Regions from separate parts of the Homo sapiens genome. Here region 1 is linked to region 2. A link is a loop called in an ENCODE intact Hi-C map of the cell type or tissue named here. Cell type or tissue: PC-9. All regions are shown on one strand.

The links. A loop is a pair of places that touch in the nucleus more often than their neighbours do. Peaks named below come from ENCODE experiments on the same cell type or tissue, not always from the same donor. Only the 100,000 strongest peaks of a DNase experiment are listed, where the experiment ranks them.
Region 1: a loop joins it to region 2, with 5 times the contacts of the local background. A loop is called at or near these places in 8 of 110 quality-filtered maps.

What each region holds. Positions count from the first base shown.
Region 1 is chr1:58,591,206-58,593,705 of GRCh38, reverse strand. No RefSeq gene overlaps it. Among named protein-coding and RNA genes, the nearest start is that of TACSTD2, 15 kb to the right of the region's middle. RefSeq lists an enhancer at 835-1,129. In PC-9, no CTCF peak of the experiment used is centred here; a DNase peak (open chromatin) is centred at 975; H3K27ac peaks cover 1,714 bases.
Region 2 is chr1:58,651,651-58,654,150 of GRCh38, reverse strand. No RefSeq gene overlaps it. Among named protein-coding and RNA genes, the nearest start is that of MYSM1, 47 kb to the left of the region's middle. RefSeq lists an enhancer at 1,220-1,514. In PC-9, CTCF peaks have their summits at 1,180 and 1,384 (motif pointing right); a DNase peak (open chromatin) is centred at 1,390; H3K27ac peaks cover 1,421 bases.

The DNA.
Region 1 (2,500 bases), 60 kb after region 2:
CCAACCTGTCTCTCTCATGGTCTCCCAGCAACCTCCAATCTGATCTTGCTGCTTCCAGTCTCACCTCCTGCCACTCATCCTCCATATAGTTTTCCTGCGATTTTTCTGAAACACAAATCTGCTCAGACTATTCCCTTGCCTAAATTCAATTTTAGGTTCTCTTTTACCAACCAGATAAAGTTCAAACTCTGGCATGGCTCACAAGTTCCTTCACAAGTTGTTCCTATCCCAAGTCAAATTCCCCAGTCATCACTGGGATATAAGCTCCAAGGGGGCAAGCATCTCTGTTGTTCACTGCTTTCTTCTCTAGCACCTCGACTGATACTAGCACATAGTAGGTTCTTAATAAGTATTTCTGGAAGGAAGGAGATAATAGAAAAAGGGAGGAATGGGGAAGGGAAAGAAGGGAGGAATGGGGAAGGGAAAGAAGAAAGGAAGAATGTTAGTTCCTATAGCACCCTATCCTATCAAAATGTTCATCTCCAGTTTAATGTCTACCTTCCTCACTAGATTGTAAGGGCCAAGGGGGTAACTAATATGTCATATTCACTACTCCTAGCACAGTGCCTGACATCAAGTCGGTGCCCAAAAAATATCTTTAAAGCCAATGAATTTATTAATAATTCAAGCACATGTTATGTGCTTAAGTCACATACAAAGAGGGGTGGAAGTCAGAGGGAAGGCCATCTGATCTTCTGGAGACCAGGGATAGGTATGGGAAGGGGGCAGGACATGAACGAGTCCTTGGAAGGCTATGACCCATGGCTGAGCAATTGGTCCCCTTTAGGCCTATGGCCCTGGAAGGTTGAATACTATGCTCAGTCCTAATATCCATTTTGTATATCTAGTTTTCTTATTTGGCATGAGTATCCAACCCTGCTAGTATTTTTCCAAGAGAGTGAGTATTTTGAAGTGATTCGTGAACAGCCTTGCCTCAGCCTCCTGGAATGTGACCTCATTCCTTCCCCAGGTCGTTCCCCTCATTAATCAGCCTGCCCAGTCCTGCTCTATCAGGCAGGCTGCCAGGCATGCAGCTGGCATGGGAGCTCCCAGTTCAGGGGCTGAGGTAGGCTTTGCTGTTTAAGAGCATGAACTTCAGAGACAAAAACACCAGGGTTTCGATCTTGAATCCATCCCTTACTAGCTGTAGGATCTTGGGCAAGTTTCTTATCTGTCTAAGCCTTGACTTCATCAGATGGAAAGTGGAGCTAATAACAGCACCTAAATTCACAGTGTATTTGTGAGAATAAGATAATCCTTGAGCCTATATCACAGAGAGTTCAATAATTGTTGAGTCTTATTTTTCTACTCAAGGACTTCTCTTGCCTTTTGGCAGGTTCTGAATTTCTCTGGGATGGAGCAGAAATAGAGGGAGGGAAAAGGAAGGGAATGTGGCATACACTGAGAACCTGTGTCACATCAGATGCTCTGGTGGCATGTCTGCATAACATTAGCCCCATCTTCCAGTGGAAGGAATGCAGATGGTAGAATAGAGAAATCTGGGTTGGAATCCAGGCTCTGAAACTCACTTGCTGTGTGAGTCTGGGCAAAGATCTTCCCCTCTGAGCCTCAGTTTCCCACCAATTGTGGCAGTATCTACTTGGTATTCATGCCATATGGATTATATGAGCTAACATCATGTAAAAATGCTTAGGCAGATGATGCTCAGTAAATGTGCGTTTCTTCATTCCCAAGGGGACAGCTGGTTGACAGAAGGACTTGAATAGAGAGAGGAAGAACATGAGGACATGCCAGAAGGGAGTACCCTTTGGGCATCAGGATGCTGGAGGGGACACACTTCTCTAACCCCCCTGAGAACTGGGCTGCTATAAATGGCATGAGTAGACCTCTCCTTTGGGCTGGCAAAAAGACTCAGATGGCTGGCTCCCTCCCTCCCCAACCTTTCTGGGCCCAGGGCATGGGAGAGGATGGTAATGACAGAGCAGAAAGGAGTCCAAACAACAGTTATAAATGTCAGCACATCTGGATTTTGGCTCTGGCTCTAGCATTTATTAGCCATATGACTTTGGACAAGCCCTCGTGATCTCCCTGAGCCTCAGTTCCCCATCTAAAATGGGGATAATATCAGGTATCTTCTGATTATCTATTGTGGCATCACAAACCACCCTAAACCTTAATGGCTTACAACAATTATTACCTCTCAGGGTTCGTGTTGACTGGACTCAGCTGGGTGGTTCTTGCTTGGGGTCTAGCGCAGCTGCAGTCAGAGGCCCCTGGGGCTGGACTTATCCAAAGGCTTGACTGGGCTTGATGTCCAAGGTGGCTTTTTTACTTACCTGGGCTGGGAAGGCTGCAAGTCTGGACGCTGGTTGGACACCTCTCTTGCCATGTGTCATCTCTAGCTGGGACTTCTTCTTAGAGTAGTCAGACTTCTCACAAGGCAGCTGGCTTCCCATAGAGCATGCATGCCAAGACGCCAAGGCAGAAACAAAATGGTTACCTGTGACCTAGTCTTGGAAGTCCCTTTGTGTCACTTCTG
Region 2 (2,500 bases):
ATACTGTATATCTTTAACTTCTATAATTCTCATTGAGGACATCTTTCCATGTTGGTGCCTAAAGTCTATTCATCCTTTACAGTAAGTACATAGTATTCTGCAGTATATATTTGTCTTAATTGATTTGATCTGTTTTCAGTTGAACTTCAGGTTGTTTCCATTTTTCTATTAAAAATATATTTTTTCTTTTACACAGTTAATACTTCTCAGAAGAGTCATAGAACCTTAGTTGCTAGATCAACTATGCAGCCTTTAAATTTTGTTAGTATCTGCAGAAAAATTTTTATTCCTATAAGCTAATTTTCCTTAGAGTAGTACAGGCATATTCTGTCTTGTTACAGAACCAGTTTGAACTCAGGCACCTAAATGATAATCATTTAGGTGGCAAAGTACAAGAAATAGTAAATCCAATGCAGGTATTTCTGATTGGGTGGCCCTCCTGGGCAGCTCATCTTCAATAGATTCCTTTCACATTAGTGTTATCCCTTGGAGGACAAGGGGAACGAGGAAGAGTGGAGGGTTACGCACCTGGTACTTAACTACTTGGAAATACATATGGTTTTTGCTATTCCTTTGGGAAGAACTAAACATACGTTCCCACCTGAATGCAAAGGGAGCCGCTAAATGGAGTCCTGATTGGACTGGTACTTCTGCAAAATTCTACATTATGGAAAGGAAATATGAATCGTTGTTAATGACTAGCTATCTCTGCTACAGATGGCTTGGATTGATTTTCTAAAATAGTATAAATTTGTCTTTGCATGGCCTTTAAACTACTGTACTTGAGACCCCATGTTCATGAAGAAAAGTTGACATCAAATTTCTTTGAAACCAGAGCTCTATATTAAAATGGATAACCTATCTCCCTTAATTCAGAGAATTTTAAAGCTGGAAAAAGGATTGTTCAGGCTTACAGTTCTATATTTTAATAGGAAACAGGTTCCCCAAAATGAAGCAAGTTGCCCAAAGTCACAGCCAAGTTTGTAGCAAGATCGCCCCTAGAAAGACCCCAGCTCTGCCACCTAACCCAAGTGCTACTGCACCATCCTTTTGAGTGATGTCACATTATTTTTCAATCTCATAAAGAACTACTTAGTATTTTATGTGAGATTCAAATGTTAATACGTTTTAATTTAAAATGTAATTGTCTCTTTTAGAACTGCAAGATCTTATCAATGCCCAGAACATGATTTTTGTGGAACAGTTGACTAAGGAATTACTATTAGAAGTGCTATAATTAGTGAGACTTTATTCGCTTTATTGGCATTATCTAAGAGTAACAAACCCAAATCCTCGATGTTTGCATGCATGTCCACAAAGCCATGTTCTTCAATAATTGTAATGAAAATGTTAATGCTTACGGCCACTAGAGGGTGCTCTGTCACAGTGTGTCAGCACTACCATCTCAGCCCAGTACTGTTGGCTAGCCTAAGAGGCAGAAAAGACTGCACGTGTAGCTGAATTTGTAAGCACTAACACATTCACTTTTCTAGTTTCTTGACATAGTATGATCTAGGGATGAGTTTCCTTGTTTCATAGTATCCAGGTTAACTATCTTCACTTTTGTTTATAATAGTAACAGCCATCTATTATACATAGATACAGTGCTAAAAATGCTTTACATAACAGTGTCACATTTAGTTTCCACAACAACCTTGCAAGAAGAATCTTACTACCCCCATTTTAAACTTAGCCATAGAGTGTTTAAGTCACTTGCCCAACGTCATGCAGCCAGAAGTGGCAGAGAGAATTCAGATTCATATATAATTCTAAAGCCAGCTCATTAAGCTATTACGTTATTGATTTCAGAGCTGGAAGAAACTTAAGGAACAATTTAGTTTAGTCTCCTCACTTTGAGATGGGAGAACTGATACCCAAGTCCAAGTCACAGACCCAGTCAAAGCCAGATTGGGAAGTCAAAGTGTGTGCATTCCTTATCCTGTGATCTTGGGTCACGCCTCATGGCAATTCTTGCCTTCTCTGAGCAACAAAAGAAATCCTGTGCTCGTAGGTCCTGTGTCATGCTTTACCCAAACATGGTAGATGATATACCAAGGGATTGTCTTTGTTACCCAGACAACAGAAGGAATGGACCTTATGGATAGAAATTTTGCTCTGACATGGTTCTCTATTCTCTATTTCATAAGAGCCTCTTGCATTGTCACAGGTAATTAATCTTCCTGCTTCCAACAGGTCCCCCTCCATCCTCTACACTGAAGCCGAGGGATTTTTTTTTTTCTTCACGAAGCATAAATCTGAGCACATCATTTCTGTGCTTAAAGCTTTTTTTTTTTTTTTTTTTTTTTTGAGATGGAGTCTTGCTCTATTACCCAGGCTGGAGTGCATTAGTGTGATCTTGGCTCACCACAACCTCCGCCTCCCAGGTTCAAGCCATTCTCCTGCTTCAGCCTCCTGAGTAGCGGGGATTACAGCCGTGTGCCACCATGCCCAGTTAATTTTTGTATTTTGAGTAGAGATGGGGTTTTACCATGTTGGCCAG